3 separate regions of the Homo sapiens genome follow, and all the other regions are linked to region 2. The links are chromatin loops, found by intact Hi-C in ENCODE. Cell type or tissue: endothelial cell of umbilical vein. All regions are shown on one strand. Region 1 overlaps SASH1 (SAM and SH3 domain containing 1). Region 2 has its middle 75 kb from the start of SASH1. Region 3 has its middle 170 kb from the start of SASH1.

What was found. A loop is a pair of places that touch in the nucleus more often than their neighbours do. Peaks named below come from ENCODE experiments on the same cell type or tissue, not always from the same donor. Only the 100,000 strongest peaks of a DNase experiment are listed, where the experiment ranks them.
Region 1: a loop joins it to region 2, with 6 times the contacts of the local background. A loop is called at or near these places in 4 of 110 quality-filtered maps.
Region 3: a loop joins it to region 2, with 2.4 times the contacts of the local background. A loop is called at or near these places in 63 of 110 quality-filtered maps.

Annotation. Positions count from the first base shown.
Region 1 is chr6:148,438,069-148,446,068 of GRCh38, forward strand. It overlaps SASH1 (SAM and SH3 domain containing 1), which reads left to right. Exons shown (of 20, transcript NM_015278.5): 3 at 2,116-2,166; 4 at 2,290-2,339. Among named protein-coding and RNA genes, the nearest start is that of SASH1, 99 kb to the left of the region's middle. RefSeq lists enhancers at 3,525-3,819, 7,630-8,000. In endothelial cell of umbilical vein, no CTCF peak of the experiment used is centred here; DNase peaks (open chromatin) are centred at 3,193, 3,633 and 7,733; H3K27ac peaks cover 6,330 bases.
Region 2 is chr6:148,263,477-148,271,476 of GRCh38, forward strand. It overlaps a transcript of SASH1 not described here. Among named protein-coding and RNA genes, the nearest start is that of SASH1, 75 kb to the right of the region's middle. RefSeq lists an enhancer at 1,071-1,624. In endothelial cell of umbilical vein, no CTCF peak of the experiment used is centred here; a DNase peak (open chromatin) is centred at 4,475; H3K27ac peaks cover 2,928 bases.
Region 3 is chr6:148,173,765-148,181,764 of GRCh38, forward strand. No RefSeq gene overlaps it. Among named protein-coding and RNA genes, the nearest start is that of SASH1, 170 kb to the right of the region's middle. RefSeq lists an enhancer at 287-873. In endothelial cell of umbilical vein, CTCF peaks have their summits at 4,054 (motif pointing right) and 6,239 (motif pointing left); DNase peaks (open chromatin) are centred at 4,077 and 6,207; H3K27ac peaks cover 419 bases.

The DNA.
Region 1 (8,000 bases), 170 kb after region 2:
GAATTGAACCAGTCACTTTTGCTGATGGTTATAGAAGGTCATGGGCTGCAATTGGGTGTTAAAGGAGCAATTTCAGAGAAAATTTCAGACAAACTAACAGTTTAGTTTCATCATCACTCTGAGTTCTCTGTACCAACTCCTGAATAGGAAGGAAGATTTGGGATTAAAAAATTGCTAATTATACTTTTGCTTACCTCCTGCCATTTAAGTTTGTAAATTTCTCTATGTGAGGCTGAAAGGTTAGGTCCTGGAAAATTGTGATTGGTCTGTAAGCACCAGAAATGTCCAAAAGTATATATCCCCTTTGTTAACTGCACCTGAGCCTGACATCCTACCATTCACATTTGGAATATATAACTCAAAACATTGTCCATATACTGTTTGGTAGAAATGGTGTATCAAGTTTGGTACAGAAATATGTCTGTCATGAACAGCGGCAGCAATGAAAACCAGGAGGAGGTTAATGAGAGTTCTATGGAGGTTTTACGCCACTGTGATAACTGTTTATAACAAGGGCCTGAGATTAGGGGAAGAGTGAGTTGCCAGTTCATTAAATTCTTGTCCATTAAAACCCATTTCTCTTTCTGGCCGCTTGTCTACAGTCATCCCATTCTCAGATGTACTCATCCCAGCACATTCTTTTTTTTTCATTGTGGCAAAAAAAAAAAAAAAAAAAAACCAAAACAAACAAAAAAAAAAACCACGTAACATAAAATTCACACTCCCAACAGTTTACCCAAGTGTGCGGTGCAGCGTTGTCAGCCACATGCACATTGTTGAGCAACAGATTCCCAGAACACTCCCCCACAATCCTGCATGAAAGTGCATTCATTCCGATACTCTATATTCGTGCTGGATTCCTGTTCCTTATTTAAAAGTATAACTTTGCTCTGAGTTATACTTATTTTAATACTTTATTGCTACTTTTATACATCAACAAAAGGTTTTCGGTATTGGTGTAGTTTTATAATTGTGTTAATGATGAAAAGGGCAATTGAACAATTAGATGCATGTGAAAATGCATAATTTACATAATTTATTTTTATCACAGGTAATTTGTTTATCTAAATACTCTTCGTTTTCTTTTACTTTCAAAGGAGATACAGCCTCCTTGAACTATGAAATGAGGGTGTTACACCATATGGTTTTATCTGTAATATTCTTTGATTCTTCTGCCTCTCACAATTTAATGATATTTCAGTGCATTCTTAATATCAAGTATTTATATTTCATTTATCAACTCGATACCGCGCGAGTGTTTGTTTTTAAATTTCCAGATAGGTCAGTTCATTTGTGTTAGGGAAGTATAGTGATTTTTAAGGCTGCAAGATAACATTCAGTTAGCTTCCCAACTTCCTAAAGACATTAACAACTTCTCCTAAGCTATTAAGTGCTCTGAATACATTTAGAACTTTAAAATTGGATTGGGGCTGGGCGCGGTGGCTCATGCCTGTAATCCCAGCACTTTGGGAAGCTGAGGGGGGCGGATCATGAGGTCAAGAGATCGAGACCACCCTGGCCAACATAGTGAAATCCCATCTCTACTAAAAATGCAAAAATCAGCTGGGCGTGGTGGCGCATGCCTGTAATCCCAGCTACTTGGGAGGCTGAGGCAGGAGAATCACTTGAACCTGGAAGGCGGAGGTTGCAGTGAGCCGAGGTCATGCCACTGCACTCCAGCCTGGTGACAGAGCTAGACTCTGTCTCAAAAAAAAAAAAAATTGGATTGGAAGTCTAGTGTCGTTGGAAAACAGCTAAACTCAAATGGGTTGCAGTAAATTCAGTGTCTTAGTGACCAACTAAGTATATCCACAGAATTATTTCACCATGAACTGTCAGTCCCCTTGACTGAAATTGTGCTTTTTTTCTTCTGAAATAAAATTGTCAGCAGAGTCTGGCAACAAAGTTTGGAAAATATTTCAATCTTAGGGGGCTAGAGCTCTCATTTTAAAAGTATTTTAGTTTTCCCAGAAAATCTGTTTATCTCTGCCATCTCCTCCCACTCTATACCCCAACCTTTCCCGAATCCTCCCCTCTCTTCTTACATGTCTATTTGTCTTTCTCGCGTGTGACATGTTTGGAAGTCCCGTTAAACTGGCATCTGTTCTGTTTTAGGAGAAACCCGATGCTAGCCCCACGTCACTTCAGCTGCGGTCCCAGATCGAAGTAAGCACAATGACTTTAATCATCTAGTTTTGCTTCTGCCTTTTTTTTTTAAGTGACACTCTGTACAAATCAGATGAAGCCTGCTGCTCTGACCACACTGACTATACGAATCTTCTCTCGTAGGAGTCGCTTGGCTTCTGTAGCGCCGTGTCAACCCCAGAAGTGGAAAGAAAGTAAGTCTTTCTCCCTCTGCCCAGGACCACCTTCCAAGAAGGTGTCTTTTAGGTCCATGCTGACGGAAATCAAACAGGCGATCATGTGCGTATGTACTATGGAGTTATGCGATGTCATTTTCCTTAACATGTTGCATGCATGTGTGTGTATCTAGGTGGCTAAGAGTGTGTTTTGTAATGCAGTTGGTGATGTCTGAGGATTTTGTGAAGAGTTACTGATTTTACACTTATTGTGAATAAACCCTAAATAAATCTCCGGAAATAGAAAGGGAAAGGATAGGTGCATTAACCAAGATGGATTTTCATCTTTTACATTAATTTTTAATGTAGGATAAAAGTTATCAAGAAGCAAGATACAAATATAAAATATACTATATTCCAGAATAAACCAATGATTAAAAACCCGTCTTCTGCACCTCATTTTGGTAGGTGACCTTAAAACAACAGTGAATGTGTGTGTTAAAAAATGGCAAATGATCCCTAGCGTTTCCTGTTAAAGGTAATATTTTTGCTTCCTTGACCCAACTTGGACCCTGTAATTTCTGCTCTCATGGAAGCTAATTTTATGTTTCTTGTTATATTTTCAGTATTTCTTTTAGGCAACATAAATAAGACAAAAACAAGAGAATCTTTTTTCTAAAACCTTTTCTTTTTCTGCTTTATTGCATCATCATTGTACTAGAATGTTCTATTTGTGATCTTCCATGGTAAAAAATTTTAAAGAAAGTCCACATCTCTAAACAGACGCTTCCTTTGGCACGGAGCCACTTGTACGTTCATGCCAAGGGAGGCACAGAAGTGGTTTAGGCATCAAGTATTTCTGGAATGCAAAGCACACGTTGGGGAGAGCGTGTGTGTGCTTTAGAGCACAGCTTTGCCTAATCCATCCACGTGTGTGTGCTGCTGGCACAGGCGGTTCTGGGAGGAGGGCTGCTTTGCCAGAAAGCTATAATTCTAAACTTAAGAGGCTTTGTGGGTTTTGTTCTGGTCTGAGGAACGTTGTGGGTGATGTACCATAGCAAACCAAGGCCACTGCCCACTCAGGTTGAGAAGATAACTGTGCACACCCCATCAGCTTTTTTTGTTTTGCTTGCCTTGCCTCCTCCCAGGAACCTAGTAATATGGAGGCTGAAATAGACAAAAAAGGCTCAAGTTGACATTGACTTTGAACTTGGAGGTATTGTGGTGGGGTAGAAGCATCGAGTGAACGGGCTGTAGCTTTTCCTGCCCTAGTTTATTATGTGCCATGATTCAGGCTGAGAGCTCAGGTGTTCCCTCAGAATCTCTGAATCCTTCAGGAAACGAGAAATGTTTGCTCTTCCTCCTAAGAGGAAGTGACTCACCAAATTTGTACTAACCTTAGTTAGGCTGGGTAGTACTTCTTCCCCTCAATTGTGGAGAGTCATTCTTTCCGTGTTTATATCCTTTACTTAGTAAAATGTGGCATGGCTCTTGTGGCTGAGAGAGACTGATGGCCTCCTCTGAGGTTAACAAAAAATTTTAAACACACGCCCACTGTCTCCATTTGTAATATTGTCATTTTGCCTCTGTAATTTTAAGTGGTTCAAACTTAATGTGTTTCTAAACAATTTGAAAGTTTAAAAACATTTTGTCCTTTATTTCTCTGTTAATGGCTTTTGAAAACTATGCTATCCTTTGCTTTTAACTTAAAAACACTTTCTTTTGAAAACTTTTATGGCTGGGTGCAGTGGCTCAGGCCTGTAATTCCAGCACTTTGGGAGGCTGAGGTGGGAGGATCACTTGAGGCAAGGAGTTTGAGATCAGCCTGGGCAACATAGTAAGACCCTGTCTGATCCAGCACCAGCCCCCCGCCCCCAGCCCCCCCAAAATTAGCCAGGTGTGGTGGTGCCCACCTGTAGTCCCAGCTACTCGTGAGGCTGAGGCAGGTGGGTCCCCTGAGCCCAGGAAGTTAAGGCTGCAGTGAGTTGTGATCATGCTTGGGTGAAAGAACAAGACCCCATCTCAAAAGAAAAAAATATTAAAATAAATTTAAAGTTACAGTAAAGTTTCAAGGATTGAGAATTGTGCAGTGAATGTTCATGTAATCTTCACGTGGGCCACCAGTTGTTGACATTTGCACACTCCTGAGCTTTCTCTCTCTCTCTCTCACACACCCCCTGCCCCCCACATACACCACCATTAATTATTATTACTGCTGGCCTGTTTGAGAATAAATGGTAGACATCATGATTGTCACCCCTAAATGCTTAAGCAAATATTTCCTAAGGACAATGACATTCTGTTACAGAATAATATAGTATAATGACCAAATACAGGAAACTTAATAACTTTTTCTAATACATAGTTTCTATTCAAGTTTTTCTTTTTCTTTTCTTTTCTTTTTTATTTATTTATTTATTTTTGAGAGGGAGTATCGCTCTGTCGCCCAGGCTGGAGTGCAGTGGCGTCATCTCGGCTCACTGCAACCTCCACCTCTTGGGTTCAAGCTATTCTCCTGCCTTAGCCTCTTGAGTAGCTGAGATTACAGGCACCCGCCACCATACCCGGCTACTATTTTTTGTATTTTAGTAGGGACAGGGTTTCACCATGTTGGGCAGACTGTTCTCGAACTCCTGACCTCAAATGATCTGCCCGCCTCAGCCTCCCAAAGTGCTGGGATTACAGGGATGAGCCACCGTGCCAGCTGTATTTGTTTTACTAATTGTCCCAATAATGTCTCTTTTAGCAGTGTTTTTCCAATCCAGCACTTTTTAGAAAAAAAAAAAAAAAAAAAAAAATGGCTCACGGCATGTTGGTGTCACGTCTTTTGTCACATTTAATCTGAAAGGGTTTCTTAGCCTTTTTCAGAGTGTAAGCTAGTTGTTTGATGAAGTATTTGTTGTTTAGGGTTTATTTGTTTTTGTGTTTTTTTGCGCCACAGTGCATTATATCGGGGGCCCGTGATGTCCGTTTATTTCATTATTAGTGATATTAATTTTGGTCATTCACTTAAGGTGGTATCTGCCAGGTTTTCTCTGAGAAGTTACAATTTCTTCTTTGTAGTGAATATATATATAATATATATATTATATATAATACATATTATATATTTTTATATATATTTTATATATATGTATGTATGTATATACATATATTGTGAGGTGATCCTCTGAGACCGTGAAACTATTATGTTTCTCATCAAACTTTTACCTGTTGGTTTTAGATTCTTTCCATGATTCTTGCCTGAATCAGTGTTACTGTGATGGTTGCAGAAGGGTGATACTTATTCTTGCATTGATGATTATTTTGTATAAAATCTCCCAAGAGGTTTTGTGTTTAAATTTCATTTGCTTTTAAAGATGTATCACCCTGAAAATCCTAAGTCAGATTATAATTTGAATAGGTTTGATGCATTGTCGCTATAGAATAATTTATACATTGTATTTGAAGATGCAAATAGACAATCTCACTATTCCCTTACATCAAAATGCTTGCTGGGAGCCTTGCTGTTGAGTACAGGACCCTCAAAGGGTGACCTGGCGAACCAGTTGGCTGTGTCTGGTTGGTGTCTGCAAAAGTCTCTGCCAACCAAAATATCATTCTGCGTCAGAGTGGTGTTCTGTGGGCAGAAGTTTTCTCTGCTTTTTATTCCAAAAACAAGAGAACTTAGAAAACACATGTGGGCAAGACCTGCAGGGGCCCACCCTTAGAAGCAGAAATGCAAAGAAGGAGGCAGCGTGGAAGCTGAGCACTGCTCCTGCGACTCCTGCCTCGCAGATCCAGTCTCCCAGCTTGTCTCAGGGACCCCCTGTGTGCACGCCTCTGTCCTCCTTGCCCAGCTGAAACCTATTCTAAGGGAGGTATCTGGCCTTAATTATGTTTCAAATGTCTGTTTCTAAAAAATAACATCACTTCTGTCAGTAGTATTTAGCATTTAACAGGGTTTAAAGTCTCAAGTCACAGGAAGTTAGCTCTGACCAGAAGAGGGGGAGGGAGAGAGACAAGCAGTGAGATTTCCGACATACCTGGCATCTCAGCATCTATTGTGGATGCCCCTGCCAAGTGGGGCTGCTGACCTCTAGATGTGCTTGACCTGCATATACAAGAGGTGGGTTGATAGGTAGGTGATAGGTAAGTAGGTGTGTGGAAAGAAAGAACAGACCCTCCCTACCCCATTATGAGTTTGGTGGGGTCCCCATTCATCCTTATTTTCTTACACTATCTGGTCTCTCCATATGCTTTCACTGGAAGTTTAATAAAGAAGGCCAAGGGAGATTTCATTTGAGCCTCTTCTCTTTATATCTATCTACATCGCTTATTGATGAGACTATCTGTTACTGGAAGGGGGTCCTGATCTAGACCCCAAGAGAGGGTTCTTGGACCTCATGCAAGAAAGAATTCAGGGCAAGTCCATAGAGTAAACTGAAAGCAAGTTTATCAGAGAAGTAAAGAAACCAAAGAATAGCTACTCCATAGGCAGAGCAGTGGCATGGGCTGCTCGACTGAATAGACTTACAGTTGATTTTTGATTATATGCTAAACAAGGGGTGAATTATTTATGAGTTTTCTGGGGAAAGGGCAGGCAGTTCCCAGAACTGAGCATCCCTCCCTTTTTAGACCACATAGGGTAACTTCCAGATGTTGCCACGGCACCTGTAAACTGTCATGGTGCTGCTAGGAGTGTCTTTTGGTGTGCTATTGCATTATAATTCACATATAATGAGCAGTGAGGATGACCAGAGGTCACTTTCATCGCCATCTTGGATTTGGTGGGTTTTGGCAATCTTCTTTACTGCATCCTGTTTTATCGGCAGGATCTTTGACCTGTATCTTGTGACACCAGTCCTGCCAACCTCCTGTCTCATCCTGTCACTAAGAATGCCTAGCCTTCTGGGAATGCAGCCCAGCAGGTCTCAGCCTTATTTTACCCAGCCCCAGTTCAAGGTGGAGACGCTCTGGTTCAAATGCCTCTGACATACCTGCTTTATTGCTCAATCTCGGATTTGTGTCAACTGGCTGAACAGGTGAAATTAACTAATTTTCTATTACCAGACACTTTTAAGAATATTTAGAGGGTAAGGCTTTTCTTGAGAGGGCTGGGAAATAGCTTTATAACTACAACAAATGAGTTTAGCTACGAGTCGCAGAAAACCTGACAAATAGTGATTCCTTAGACACATCTGAGTTCCATGAATGGGTCCAGGGCTGGCTCCATGACTCAAGTCGGCCTTCAGAAACCCAGATGGCTGGACTGCTTTCTTTTTTCTTCTTTCTTTTTCTTTCCCGTCATAGCCTCAAAGTGGCTGCTGCATCTTCTAGGTGGGAAGAAAAAGCAGGGCGAAGAGAGGGAAGAAGGCAGTAGGTCCCAAGGCTAAACCTTGTGCTTTGCAGAGCTTTCCTAGAAACCCTGTCCACCACATTCCAGTGTGTGCCACTCATTTCCTCGTGCAGCAGCTGTTTGCTGACCAACTACCGGTTGTAGAAGGCTCCCTTCAGGGGGCCCAGGATATAGTGATGGACAGAACTGTCACGAGCTTACGTTTGAAGGCAGGGGCATATACTAGAACAAAAATTACATATTTAAAGTCATGGTATGGAGAAAAATAAAGCAAAGAAAGGGGACCCAGAATTGGGTCACTTGACCACCATAGCTATAAGGGAGTTTAGAGAAGTGAGCATTTTTAACGGAGCACATTGCTA
Region 2 (8,000 bases):
ATAACCTACATTACATTCTTGGCCAAGAGCACCTGTGCACAGCCCAGAAAGTCAGCCCAGGGCAACCATTCTGATGGAGGTGATATTAACAGCTCTCATTAAAACTGATGACTCTAGCGGTGCCCAGAAGCACAGCTAAGGCGAAGCGTCTGTCTGCATTTCCATTACAAGCCCCCGTTTTTGGAGTTCATAACTCAACCATGGAAATATGCTTTGCATTGAACTGGAACCTGAAAAGAAACTGTCACAGGGAAAAGAGAGTTGGACTTTTAGAGCTGTAAAATGTGTCAGTTGTCCACTACCATCTGTACACATCTAACTCCGTGTTAGAAGGAATGTTACTGTTTTCCTGCCCCTGTCTGGATGGTGGAAATGGAAGACTGAGGGTGGAGGACTCATTTCTGAGCTGGTCCGGAGGAAATCTGAATGTCTTAACTTTTATGTATATTGGGGATGCTAAGAGCTCTATCATAATGAAAGTAACACTTGTACGACAATCATTTATCCTAGGTGTCGTTTTGTTTATTGTTACCTGTACAAAACCAGCAAGCAAAGAGCCCCTAGGGCTCAACCTGAGGCTTAAGGAGGTTACATAGGGCTGGATGTAACTTTCAACACCTTTCTCTGATGAAAGGGAGACCTGAAGGTATGCGTTTCAATGACGTGATTTGAAAGGACTCTGTTATCTTTTATTTTGACCGAAAAAAAAAAAAAAAAAAAAGGTCTTGTGAAATGCATTCCTGTCATGGTTGGGCAGGTTAAAGCTCAATGGTCTATATATCTATATCTCTGTCCCAGCTGGGAATGTAGAACAACTCTTACCCATACAAAAATATGAAGGATTAGGTTCATAGAAGACTGCTTTAAAAATATGAGCAGATTATAACTTCTGCTTTTTCTAACAAGTATTGCTTGGGAAGAAAAAGGTCATTATTGTCTTCAGTATCTTCCAGTCCTTTCTCTAAACACCACAAGAATTACATGAAGACTGGAATCAGATCATGCTGTTTCTCTGCTTAAAATTCTTCAATGGTTTCTTATTGGGTCTCAAATAGAATTCACACTCTTCACCATTGCCCATGAGGGCTATACAACCCGGCCTCTCAAGAGCCTTGTGGCCTCTTGTCATGTTGTCCACACCCAGTCATACTTGACTTTTTCCAGTTTCTCAGCTACATCAACCTTTTTTCTCCCACCTCAGGGACTTTTCATTTATGAACCTCTTTGCCAGTTATGTTTCTCTTCCCACACTCAGAGCAGCTGGCCTCTTCATATCCTTTGAGCTTAAATGTCACCTCTGCCTGCCTGCTCCATCACCTCTCCTAACAACCTCCATCTCGACCCCCTGTTGGCTTCTTTTGAAAAATTGAGCACAGCTATTGTTTTACTAATCTGTTTTTGCACTTGTCCTTTATCTATGGCCATCTAGAAAGCATGCTTCATGAAAGTAGGGGCCTTGGCCATTATATTCCCAGTGTCTAGTACAGACCACGTGCTCACTATTTGCTGAATAAATTGAGATTTATGTATTACATAATGCATTATAAATTTAAGCTTTAGTAGTCATTATTCTCTTTGTAGTATATATAATAGAATAATTTCTCCTTGATTTTTATATAACCTCCAGTTTGCAAAGAGGAACTAGAATTCCCACACAAAATGACAGTCTTAGAAATTGGATTGATAAGGCAGACATGACGGCACACACCTGTAGTCCCAGTTGCTTCAGAGGCCAAAACAGGAGGACTGCTTGAGCCCAGCAGTTCAAGGCTACAGTGAGCTAAGCAGGTTCCACTGCATTCCAGCCTAGGTGATAAAACAAGACCCTGCCAAGAAAGAAAAAGGAGGGAGGGAAGGAGGGAGGGAAGGAGGGAGGGAAGGAGGGACGGAGGGAGGGAGGGAGGAAGGAAAATAAATATATTGGATGGATAAAGAAATTCTGTTCTTTTACATCTTTCACTCTCTTTTTAGCACCATAAAATTGTGCTGAACTTCTGCAAAGAGTTTGTGGACCTCACCAAGGTGCTCCCCATGCCTCTTGAACTTGTAGATTCCAGGTTCTTCACCTGATGTACTTTGAGCTCTGAATACTGAGACCACAAAAAAATATGCTCAGCGTTTTGCAAACCTTAGAAAAGTAGACATAAGAGCATTGATTAATGTTCCAACTTGGCCTGATTCACTCAGAACATAAAACTTTGTCCTGGATAGGACTGGCTCAAGACCCCACAGCTAAAAAAAGCCATCTGAGACCTGTGCCCAAGCCTTCTGATGCCAGATCTAGGCCTTAATTCAGGGAACTACTGCTGTCTCTGGAAAGGCAGGGTTAGTTAGGAATTAACAACCCATGATTCTCCAACTGAATCCTTCAAGCACTAGATCCTCATGCTTTTGCGTGACTGGCTCCAGAAGTTTCTTTAAAAATCCAGTCCCCATATTAGAAGTGGTAATACAATTCAAGGAAGTTGTCATTGTCAATCATCGCGTATTCAGCAATTCTTTTTTTTTTTTTTGAGACAGAGCTTTGCTCTCGTTGCCCAGGCTAGAGTGCAATGGCACAATCTCAGCTCACTGCAGCCTCCGCCTCCCAGATTCAAGCAATTCTCCTGCCTCAGCCTCCTGAGTAGCTGGGATTGCAGGTGCCCACCACCACGCCCAGCTAATTTTTTGTATTTTTAGTAAAGACGGGGTTTCACCATGTAGGCCAGGCTGGTCTCGAACTCCTGACCTCAGGTGATCCACCCAGCCTCCCAAAGTGCTGGGATTACAGGCGTGAGCCACCGTGCCCAGCTCAGAAATACTTTACCTGATTCTTTTCCTCTCTGCCACTTGCTGAAATTTGGTTGACTGAACGGAAAATAAGAAAAGGCTTAGATAAAATAAGAAGAATGTTTGCATAGGAATATGACCCTTAGCAAGCCAGTTACTCTCTAAGACTCAGTTTCCTACGCTATAAAATGGGGATATAACATATATGACCTACCTCACAGAGTCTTCAAGACAATTAAGATAATGCATGTAGAGCTCTTAGCACAATGTATACAAAGGGCCCAATGTTAGCTCCTACTGCTGTTGTATTATTATCAATAACAATTCCAACGTAAGAGAAGCTCTAGAAACAAGAGAGCTTTTCTTTTCTTTTTGGACAGGGTCTTGTTCTATTGCCTAGGCTAGAGTTCAGTGGCATAATCATGGCTCACTGCAGCCTCAACTTCCTGGGCTCAAGTGATCCTCCCACCTCAGCTTCCCAAGTAGCTGGGACTACAGGTGTGCACCACCATGCCCAGCCAATTTTTTTTTAATTTTTTTTTTTTTGGTAGAGATGATGTCTCACTATGTTGCCCCAGCTAGTCTTGAACTCCTAGGCTCAAGTGATCCTCCCACCTCAGCCTCCAAAGTGCTAGGATTACAAGTGTAAGCCACCATGCCTGGCCTCTTTTCTTTTCTTTTAAAGGGAGGCTGGGAAAGCCGGAGAGCTAGTAGGAGCCAGGGCACATAGAGAGTGAGGTAGTAGCATGCCTAAGGTACACCTCAGCAGTTCCAGAATTCTGCTGCGAGTGGTCCTCCATCAAACTACTTCACCTCTCTGAAGTCTAGTTCGCTTACCTGTAAAGGAAAGATAATAACCAACTCTAACCTACTTCACCAGGTTGTCAAGGATTCAAATAAGACACACATCTGTAAAAGCACTTTGTATGTCTTAATGGAAATGTTAGATATTGCTTTCACATATGTTACAGATAACTGGCTATTGTTTCAATCAAGTCAGCGGTTCTAAACTTTGGCTGCAAATTAGAAGCACCCGGAAGCTTCAAAAAATCCAAATGCCCGGGCCACACCATAAACTAAGCCAGAATCTCTTCCGTGGGACCCAGGCCCAGTACTACTTTGTGTGTGTGTGTGTGTGTGTGTGTGTGTGTGAGATGGAGTCTCACTCTATCGCCCAGGCTGGAGTGCACTGGCGAAATCTCGGCTCACTGCAAGCTCCACCTCCTGAGTTCAAGCAATTCTCCTGCCTCAGCCTCCCGAGTAGCTGGGACTACAGGTGCCCGCCACCACGCCCGGCTAATTTTTTGTATTTTTAGTAGAGACGGGGTTTCACCGTGTTAGCCAGGATGGTCTCAATCTCCTGACCTCATGATCTGCCTGTCTAGGCTTCCCAAAGTGCTGGGATTACAGACATGAGTCACCGTGCCCGGCCCCAGTGCTACTTTTGTAAAGCTCCCCAAGTGATTCCAATATCCATCCAACATTAAGAGTCAAGAAATAAAATGTTTCTTAAACCTTCCCAATGATAAGGAGCCCCAGAGTCCCACCATACCTGCAGAATCAGCCTTCGAAGGGAAGGGGGCGTGGAGTCTATTTTCAACAGGCATCCTTAGCTGACTCTTAACAGCAAGCAATTATGAGAAACAATGTGTTGAATCATAGTCTGAGAGTTGGAAGGGATGTTGTTTAAAGTCTTCACCCTTGAATCATCTCAAAACCATGTGAAACTTTATGAATCCCACGAACGAAAGGCCAATGTGTGTTAACCCACTACATGAACAATAAATAATACGACTTTTAGCTATTCCTCTGTGCTGGAATCATCACCAGCCTCTCAGTTCCGTTTAGTTCCTGAACTTTCTAGTTCAGGAAATTTTGACTGACTGAAGAGATTTGCAATGATAAGAAACTTTTCTGAATCAAACAATTTGGGATGCTAGGAAATGCACAGAAAGAATCTTTCATTTAAAAAGAAATATTCAAATATTGTGAAATAAAATAATAAGCTGAGCTTTTTGATGTCCACAAAGAGAGCTGACCTCCAGGTGGTACAGACACAACTAAATTTTTATTATTTTTCTTTCAAAAGGAAATATTGCACAGTTCTATAAAGCTTACCCTATTACTTGAAGCTCACATGGGAAAGATAGGCAGATAACATTTAATGTAAATAACATACAAACAAGCTACTATGTCGCAGAAAAGTGGAAAATATCAAGAAAAAATGTAATCAACTGCTGATATGCAAGTTGTAAAACTCTGCTCAACTCTGTGCAATTTCCCTCATCTACCATTTTGAAAGCATCAAACTGACAGAATGGTTGGTCTATCAGCTTCTGCTGAACATTCTCATGTTGTCATTGAAAAGTTAAGCTTTGTGGAATTCTGTTCCCTCTGGGGTCACATTTACCTGCATGGCCTAAGTAGTTAACCTTAAAATATTTTCTCCTTTCTATTTCTTGCACTGTTTTGAGTCCAGCCTTCATCTCAGCTTTGTTTGAGCCACAAATACTGTCAATATTCAGAGACTATATTTATTTCTAAGCTTTTTAAGAAGAAAGATAATGGAGATTGATTTTAATAAATAGATGAGTTTCAGATATTTGCATTTCCTTTATAATGGCTTCATATCGGTTACTCAGTTCTAAACTTTGTCAGATAAGGCATTGGGGAATAACAATGCTGGATCCAGTTTGAATTATGTCTTTGGAAATTATAGCCACTCGTTTCATGTAATAAGCACTTGTTTTCATGTGCATTCACCATGCCCATTTCTTAGTATCTCTTTTATCTCTTTTTATTTTTGATAAAGTGTTTTAATAGAGAATATCACTGTAGCCTACCTTTTAATAGTATGAAATAACAAGACATTATTGCCAGGTTTGTTTACATTTGGAAAAAGTCCTTATCATTAATAAGAGGTATACTATAAATGCTTGGAGTCCCATGCCCCATGGAGGAGCTAGTGCACATGATACCTTGAGCAAGAACAGAGCTATGGGCACTCCCAATTGTGTGCCCTCCCTCTCAATTGGTTTTTGTCTTTTTTAATTTTTTTTTTCTGGGATACGGTCTTCCTTTGCTGTCCAGGTTGGAGTGCGGTGGCACAAACCTCCTAGGCTCAAGCAATCCTCCCACCACCATTTCCCAAGTAGCTAAGACCACAGGCACACACCATTATGCCCAGCAAATGTTTCAAATAGTTTATAGAGACAAAGTCTCACCATGTTGCCCAGGCTCAAGCGATCCTCTCACCTCAGCCTCGCAAAGTGCTGGGATTATAGGTGTGAGCCACCACCCCCAACTAGTTTGTTTAGGGTTGTAATTTTTTATACTTTCCTGTTCTTTGTTGAGTCATTTCATTGTCAGATTGCATGTTTGATTGCATTGTTAGATTGCATGTTAGGATGCCCACCCTGATGGCCTCATTTGATTTTAATTACCTCCGTAAAGATCCTATCTTCAAATAAGGTCATATTCTGAGGTATTCAGTATATGAATCTGAGGGGTGTGGGGGGGCACAATTCAACCCTCAACAGTAGTATTATACATGATTATTTTAAAGATTGTTCCTGTATCCTCAAATCATAGCTGATAAATGAAAATAAATTCTGGAAAGAAAACCTTAATTGTGACGATGGTCTTTGGAACAGGACTTTACTGGTATTTGGCAGGTGAGTGTGTACCTCCCACAAGTGTGAAAATGATCATCTCCCAGTTAGCTGTCTCCCAGTATACAATTATTTTCTGCCGTACACCATAGACCGATATACACTGATGTTATAGATTTGGCTTCTGTGCTCCTAAGAGCCAAACTCTATAGCAAAAGCTGTATTCAACGGGGCAGAATTTCTCTTTTGGTTGCTGGGACAGCAAGAGGATGGACAGACTAAGACCTTCCTGGTATAGACAAGGAAACAGGCCAGAAACAGGGAAGAGGGTGGCAAAGGTCACAGGGCTAGTTAGTGGCAGCCCTGGAACTAGATCTTGGGTCTCCCAACTCATAAGCCGGTGCTCTTTTACCAAACCACACTATCCTCCACCCCGGGTATCCCTCACCTTACCTGCCAGCTATCAAAACCACCCACTGCTCGCTGGCAATATATGCTTTTCCTTACTGACTTTAATATTTTAAAATTTTTTTTTGTATTGAACTGATCCTAATTGCTAAATAAGTGCATTACTGATACCGATGAGCAGAATTAAAATTGGGGAGTTATGCCTTTGGTGATTGTTTCCCTAAAAACCTGTCAACCCCCCAACCAAAAAAAGCTAGGCATCTAATTTACATAAGGTAGTGGGTTTCTTGACCCTTCAGATCCAATTTTTTGGCTAAAACTTGCTTTATCAGCCAGAATTGTAGATATATACTCCAAAGTGGAAAAAAAAATTTGTCTGAGATGTCAAACTAGTGGCAGTTAGTGATTACTTTTGAAAACAAAAAAACAAAAAGGCTCTTACCTTCTGTTTTACCAGTTCTTGGTTAATACACCATCACTGATATTAGAGGTTTGGATTTTAGATATCTTCAACCTAATTCAGCCACTTTACAAATAAGGAAATGGTAGCCTGGGCAATGGCATGTCCAAGGCCACTCAGTTAAAGAGAAATCTAGGGACAGGTCTTTGTCTCTGGGTCTCTGGACATCTCATCCACAACTTTTTTTTTTTTTTTTTTTTTTGAGACAGAGTCTCGCTCTTGTCGCCCACGCTGGAGTGCAGCGGCACGATCTTGGCTCACTGCAACCTCCGCCTCTTGGGTTCAAGTGATTCTCCTGTCTCAGCCTCCCAAGTAGCTGGGATTACAGGCGCCCGCCACCATGTCCGGCTAATTTTTGTACTTTTATTAGAGACAGGGTTTCACCATGTTGGTCAGGCTGGTCTCGAACTCCTGACCTCAGGTGATCCACCTGCCTTGGCTTCCCAAAGTGCTGGGATTACAGGTGTGAGCCACCGCGCCCAGCTCATCCACAACTCCTAATACCACTGCTACTGCTGCCTAATGGTTATGTTAGCACATTCCTAAGCTACAGGAAGTTTATTTTTCCCCATGAAGATAGGAGAAATACTAACCCTAATGTTCCTTAGTGACTTGATGCTTTACCATGTAGCTCTGTTATGTCACACTCACAATATTAATTTTAAAGAATAGACTGTTTTCCAAATATATGTATTTAATGTGACTATCTTCTGACTATTCACTGATGTTACCAACACCTAAACTTACTTGTG
Region 3 (8,000 bases), 90 kb before region 2:
CCAGATCACTTGAGCAACCCCAGAGCTGACAGTGGTGTCATCTCCTTAAATATAAGGGGTAAGAGTGAAAAAGGATTTGTTCTCCCAGGAAAAATCAGACTAATCTACCCAAAGAAGGAGAACCAGATGCTGAGTAGGCAAAAGCAATATTAATTATAGTAAATATTTACATCAAAACAAAGGCCTCAATCTTATGCACATACCTACATCTGACCTACATATGAGTAGCCAGATACATTACTGAGTGCATACACTGTATTATTTAAATAGAATCATAGCATTCACATTTCTCTCTACTACTCCACTGGTTAAGAGAAGTTTTGCATTTGAGCATCATTTTAATAAGATGAAATTGCATTGGGCTGCTTAGATGCCAACAGTGGGGAGGGTAAACCTAACAAGAACAAGAAGACAATATTGATCGCCTGCTTCCATCAGTTACCAAAGAACAAAGCATCGATGGTTGAGGAGCAGAGGGATGGGCATGGCATCACCTTTGGCTGGTGTCTGGCCGTGGATGAAAGCAGGAAGGAGCAGCTATCAGGCAGGGATGTTGAATTTACAGCAGGGGGTCTTCCCATCCCCCTCTCATGTCACAGTCAGTGTTACGCATCAACCAAGGCATTTGTTTCCATTGAGCCTCCGCAGAGCTCAGAACCAAGCATGTGTGTGGTCTCGGTGTCTGGCACACCCAGGAGTCATGCAGCGCACCTCTTCATTCCCACACCTAGCAGCCAAGTGCCAGTTTCTTCAGGCCAGGCTCCAGGTAATCTTTACTACCCAATCAGAATTGGCTCAAGAAATTCAAGCCACTTGCCTTCTGGGCCTTAAAGCCTCCATCGGGCCTTCTAAGATTTCTTTTTTTTGGTGGGGGGAGTGGGATGGGGAGACAAGATTTTGCTTCGTTGCTCAGGCTGGAGTGCAGTGGCACGATCACAGCCAGGCACAGTGGCTCATGCCTGTAATCCCAGCACTTTAGGAGGCCAAGGTGAGAGGATCACTTGAGCCCAGGAGTTCAAGACTAACCTGGGCAACATAGTGAGATCCCTGTCTCTACAAAAAAAAAAAAAAAAATTTTAATGAGCCAGGCATGGTAGCATGCACCTGTACTCCTAGTGACTCAGGAGGATGAAGTGGGAGGAACCCTTCTGATATTTCTGCCCTAAGAGTGCTTCCTCTCCTGATCTCTCTTAGGCCCATCTTGTTCCTGGATGCTTATTTTATATGCATCCAAATATGCACAAGACATATATTCAGTATCACCAAATAGTAGTTTTATTGTATGTAATAAATCCTTGGCTTGGCGCACTCTTATATAGATTAGAAACAGTATTCTTTATGTCAATGAATGTCACCACTTCTGTCAAGTACTTCTAGTTTCTACAGGCTCAAGAATACCTTTTCTTGACAATGGTTCAGGATATAGGCTGGTATTCTGCCAGCCTTCTCACTGTTAGTTCATTTCTTTAATAGCATCTTGGTGAGAGTCTTTTCAGAACCCAGGGACTCCAGCCTCCACCCCTTCTATTAACTAAAAATCCCTGAATAACCCTCCATATGGTGCCGGCATGGCATTTGATAAATACCTTGCTGATTATTTATCTGACTTTACATTTATTTTGACAGATTGAGCACGTTAGTCTGTATTGAAACTAAGCTCTTGTTGTAAATATCTTCCTACGGCTCTCTGGCGCTGTGTTGAGTGATCTACTGAACTTCTGCCACAGCAAACTTGGGGGAAATGAGGAAAAGGAAGGCACACTCTGAAACAAAAGCAGACAAAAGCAATTCTGAAAAGCAAGAAAAGGGACAGAACTCCATTGGAGGTCCTGGTGAATATATTTGTACCTTCTGTCAGCACGTCTCGTGACTGTAAACTGCTGTAACTACCAGGATCAATAAAGGGCAAGGCCTTGAGATAGTAATTATGCTAATTGGTAGTGACTAGAAAACACGCAGGCTGCAGGATAAGCAGACAGTGTCTTGGGAGAAACAGACACATTTGTTAAGAAGGGCAAGGTCTGGTAGGCTTCGTGAGACTTTTCCTATAATCAGTTTTCTAAGAAACACCACGTGCATCAGCCAACATAGTTTGAGTTCTTCCCTCGGTAGAAGATTGTACCAGGCACTGCAGAAGAATATCCAAGAAAGAAAGACTCAGCACCTGCCTTCTGGAAGCTTACAGCTTAGCTCATTCTCCAGGCATGCCCAAGCACGTGCACACACGCACACACACACACACACACACAAATTGAAAGACATTTTTACTGTATAAAAAATTGTCAAGAACTGAGAATCTGCCAGATATGGTGACTCATACCTATAATCCCAACTACTTAGGGATGCTGGGATGGGAGGATCACTTGAGGCCAGGAGTTCAAGACCAGGCTGGCCAATGTAGTAAGACTGTCTGTTAAAAAAAAATAATTAATTTTATATTAGCTGGTCTTGGTGATGCACACCTGTAGTCCCAGCTACCAGGGAGGCAGAGGCAGGAGGATCACTTGAACGCGGGAGTTGAAGTCTGCAGTGAGCTCTGATTGTACCACTGCACTGCAGCCTGGGCAACAGAGTAAGACTCTATGTTAAAAGATTTTAAAATTGAGAGAACTAAGAACGTAAATACCAGAATGCTATCAAAATGAGAAGGGACCAAAGTCAAGTGGTTTGTAGGTACCATGTTTGAGATGGAGCTTTGACTAGAGACTGGATGAAGGCATCTCAAGGCAAGAGATTTTTGTTCTTGGTAAAGAAAGTTAAGAATCTCTGACACAGAAGCTTCCCAGTTGTCATTGTATTACAGTTGCGAAAAACACCTTATTAGATGTGGAAGTTTAAAAGCTATCATTTACCATGTCCATGAATGTAACATGGATACTGCAATGAACTGAAAGTTTGTGTCCCCACAAAGTCCGTATGTTGAAATCCTAACTCTCAATGCAATGGTGTTGGGAGATGGGGCCTTTGGAAGATGATTAGGTCCTGAGGGTGAAACTCCCACAAATGGGATTAGTGCCCTTATAAAAGGAACTGCAGAGAGTTCTCCAGTCTCTTTCTACAATGTGAAGCAACAATAAGAAGACAGAAGTCTGCAACCCAGGAGAGGGTCCTCACCAGAACCCACCCATGCTACCACCCAGATCTTAGACTTCCAGCCTCCCGAACAGGGAGAAATAACCTTCTGTTGTTCATAAACCACCCAGTCTATGGTACTTTATTATAGCAGCTCAAACTGGCTAAGACAGACACTATCTTTGAACTGGTAATCAAATTAGTTAATCAGAGTGTGTGGATAGGTACCAAAAGAATAGACAAGCCAGTTGATTCACATTAATTACCTTGCTGGGCCACTGTGAAATTCTGAACTTTCCAATAAGCATTGACGATTAAAATTTTAGACAAAATTTTCTCTGGTCATTCGATTTATATATAAAGCTCAAGTATGAATAAAGCCTAAATATAGCTTAGTTAAATACATGAAAATTTAGAAAGACTATTGGAACGTCCTGGCTCTGTAAATATCAAATTCCTTTATCTTAATTGCAGCCTCAAATCACTAGCTCCAGTTATGAAAGATTACTTTCTCCAGAAACTAGACTACAGAATAGTAAGTAAAGTTTTCTATTATTTTATTCCATGAAAGAGATATGGGAAATCATAAATACCACACTTATCCTAAGTATCATATTTCAGTGTTTAAAGAAAATTCTGACAGTTCTGATTAAATAGGTCAGATCCGAAGGATAAGATTCACCATAGAGCTCTGGACTCCAATGTATGTCTTTTAAAAGAATGTCCAAACAGCACTATCATGTGAATTTCGTGTATTGGGTGTTCCGTGATGTTGGGTAGTGTAGAAAGAGACCTGAGCTAAAACCTGTGATGATAAGTCATTTCCCCTCCAAGGGCTGGCTGCAGCTTCCACTCTGCAGAAGGGATGAAGTTGGGCAGGGAGAGTATGACCTGGATGATCTATGAGAGCTTTGGAGTTCTGAACAAACGTTGGAAACGGATTTAGGGAACATGTTTGCAGGGTTGCATAACTGCTACCAGCAGGGGGCAGCACGGCTCAGATAATTACTATTTCTTGCCCTTCCTCATTTAGGAAAAACCTATGGAAAATAGGGACTTACCCCTCAGCCTTCAGGAGTCCTGTAACATATAATGGACCAAAGCCAAGGACTGCCCTTGCCTCCAAAGGGTTTGATTTTTCAAGACACAAACACCCGATAGGTGCACCGTCAACGACATTCCCCACGGACGCCTTCAATGATGATGTGACTTAGTGTTGACTTTCCTTTTTATCTTTGTCTTCTCTTTATTTCCTAGTTGTTTCTAGTCAGAGGAAGGATAGCTTTATACAGAAATAGGATTTATTTATTTATTTATTTATTATTTATTTTAATTGATCATTCTTGGGTGTTTCTCGCAGAGGGGGATTTGGCAGGGTCACAGGACAATAGTGGAGGGAAGGTCAGCAGATAAACAAGTGAACAAAGGTCTCTGGTTTTCCTAGGCAGAGGACCCTGCGGCCTTCCGCAGTGTTTGTGTCCCTGGGTCCTTGAGATTAGGGAGTGGTGATGACTCTTAAGGAGCATGCTGCCTTCAAGCATCTGTTTAACAAAGCACATCTTGCACCGCCCTTAATCCATTCAACCCTGAGTGGATACAGCACATGTTTCAGATAGCACAGGGTTGGGGGTAAGGTCACAGATCAACAGGATCCCAAGGCAGAATTTTTCTTAGTACAGAACAAAATGAAAAGTCTCCCCCGTCTACCTCTTTCTACACAGACACGGCAACCATCCGATTTCTCAATCTTTTCCCCACCTTTCCCCCCTTTCTATTCCACAAAACTGCCACTGTCATCATGGCCCGTTCTCAATGAGCCGCTGGGCACACCTCCCAGATGGGGTGGTGGCCGGGCAGAGGGGCTCCTCATTTCCCAGTAGGGGCGGCCGGGCAGAGGCGCCCCTCACCTCCCGGACGGGGCGGCTGGCCAGGTGGGGGGCTGACCCCCCCCACCTCCCTCCCGGACGGGGCGGCTGGCCGGGCGGGGGGCTGACCCCCCCACCTCCCTCCTGGACGGAGCGGCCGGCCAGGCAGAGGGGCTCCTCACTTCCCAGTAGGGGCGGCCGGGCAGAGGCGCCCCTCACCTCCCGGACGGGGCGGCTGGCCGGGCGGGGGGCTGATCCCCCCACCTCCCTCCCGGACGGGGTGGCTGGCCGGGCGGGGGGCTGACCCCCCCACCTCCCTGCCGGACGAGGTGGCTGCCGGGCAGAGACGCTCCTCACTTCCCAGACGGGGTGGCTGCTGGGCGGAGGGGCTCCTCACTTCTCAGACGGGGCGGTTGCCAGGCAGAGGGTCTCCTCACTTCTCAGAGGGGGCGGCCGGGCAGAGACGCTCCTCACATCCCGGACGGGGCGGCAGGGCAGAGGTGCTCCCCACATCTCAGATGATGGGTGGCCGGGAAGAGGCGCTCCTCACTTCCTAGATGGGATGGCGGCCGGGAAGAGGCGCTCCTCACTTCCTAGATGGGATGGCGGCCGGGCAGAGACGCTCCTCACTTCCCAGACGGGGTGGCAGCCGGGCAGAGGCTGCAATCTCGGCACTTTGGGAGGCCAAGGCAGGCTGCTGGGAGGTGAAGGTTGTAGCGAGCCGAGATCACGCCACTGCACTCCAGCCTGGGCGCCATTGAGCACGGAGTGAACGAGACTCTGTCTGCAATCCCCGCACCTCAGGATGCCGAGGCTGGCGGATCACTCGCGGTTAGGAGCTGGAGACCAGCCCAGCCAACACAGCGAAACCCGTCTCCACCAAAAAAATACGAAAACCAGTCAGGCGTGGCGGCGCGCGCTGGCAGGCTGAGGCAGGAGAATCAGGCAGCAGTACCGTCCAGCTTCAGCTCGGCATCAGAGGGAGGCCGTGGAGAGAGGGAGAGGGAGACCGTGGGGAGAGGGAGAGGGAGAGGGACAGAGGGAGAGAGGGAGAGAGGGAGAGGGCAGGATTTTTTTTAAGTAAGAATTCTTTACCAATCCTTCTTTCCCCAACATAAAATCTCCTATTTGAAGTGAAGTTTGAGGTAGGGACTCGAGAGGCAGTGCCTCAAGAAAGCCACACATTGTACAATGGAGAGCAGGGATGAAAACATTGTATAGAAGGAAATGACTCTTCCTTTTGTTAGGAAAGGAAAAAAGAAAAAGAAAAAAGCCATTAGCTGAGCAGTGCTGCCCCCTGCAGCTGAAAGGAAATGAGAAAAGAGGCTGAAATAATTGAGCTCCCTTGTTCTGTGAATTGTGTTTTCTTTGCAGGATTAAGTGTTTATTTAAAAATCCAACTTGCATTATAGCAGAATACTAAATTCTGTCTTCTAATTAATTTTTAAAGCTCAGATTTGATAGCAGGATTAATCTTAGCCTTATTTTCAAGACAATTTAAAAATTACTAGAGAACATTTGTTTCATTTAATAAAAACGTATTACCCTACAGTAAATTGCAATTCAGATTATACGTTGAGCTTCCATTTGGCTGAAGTATGTACTCTTGAACGGCTTTGTCTAAAATTAGAGACCATTTTCCTATAAAACAAGAGTGCTTGAGGGCTTGAACATCCAAAAATGTTACCTTAAGAGTAACGGGCTGTGGTATAGAAACTGCCATCATCAGATAATTACAACCACTTAAATGAAAGCACCTCTATCCACCCTTTCTTTTCCTTCCATCTTCTTTTTCTATGGGTGCTGTTCACATGCTGTCATAATTCCAGGGAGAGTTGCATAATGGAAAAAAACAAAAACAACCCTGTGCTTTGAGCTAGGGATCCAGGGTTTAACACCCTACTCTGCACTTTACAGTTTGTTTGACCTTGAACTGGCCACACAAGTATTCTGAGCTTATTTTTGCCATCTCCAACATAGGAGAAATAATAAGACCTATCTCACCAGGCTTTTGTGAGAACTGACTGAGAAAACAAAGAGCTCCTGTCAACCACTGGATGATGGTAGCTGGGGGACTTCTCTTAAGATAGGAAGTCAGCAAGATGGCTGTCGCGGATTCCTCTTCTCCATATGCGCATGTCAAGAGACAGAGGCTAATTCTCCTCTTCTGAATCTGGGCTGGCCTGAGTGACTAGTTTGACTGATAGAACCAATGGCAGTGACATTCTGGGACTTCTAAGGCTGGGCCATAGAAGTCTTACAGCTTCCACCTGTGTCTCTTAAATGCCTGCTCTTATAATGTTATAATCTTTCACAACCCAGCCACCAGGCTGTGGAAAGCCCAAAGCACATGGAGAGGCTATGTGTAGATATACCAGTTGGCAACCGAGCTGAGCTCCCAGTCAGCAGCTAGTGTCAACACAGGCCACACGAGTGAGCCATCTTGGGCATCTATCCCACTTGAGCCTTTAGACCCTTCAAGCTCCAGCCGTATGACAGATCCTGGACACAGACTACCCACTGAGCCCAGTCAACCCTCTGGGCTACAAGAGACGAGCATAAACTGTTATGTTAAGCCACTGAATTTCGGGGTGTCTGTTACATAGGCAATGAAAGATAATCGGAGAAAGCTACAGGGCAATTTTCTATTTTAAAGAGCAAATAGAAAAAACCCAAAGAAACACCTGAGAAGGAGGGGGTCTTACTATATGCATTTATCTGTATTTCATTATCTTGCCTCTCTAGTCATTGTTTCAAAACTTCCAGATAAGTTCAATTAGATTTGGAAGGAACATAGTGGGAGTTGAACAAATGTTGGTTGGATGACTAAGAAAATGAGCCAATGTATGAATGTTTCCTACGACATTAGTCCTCTAGTAGAAAGTATCTAATGACCAACAATCAATCAAAAATTTCCTTAAGAATTTATTATTTATAGGCTATTTTGGAATATAACCCTATCCCAAAGAAGTTCAAGTCTTATAAATAAAGGACTTGAATTAAAAGGACATTTGAAATAATGACGTGGCCGGGCTTGGTGGCTCACGCCTGTAATCCCAGCAC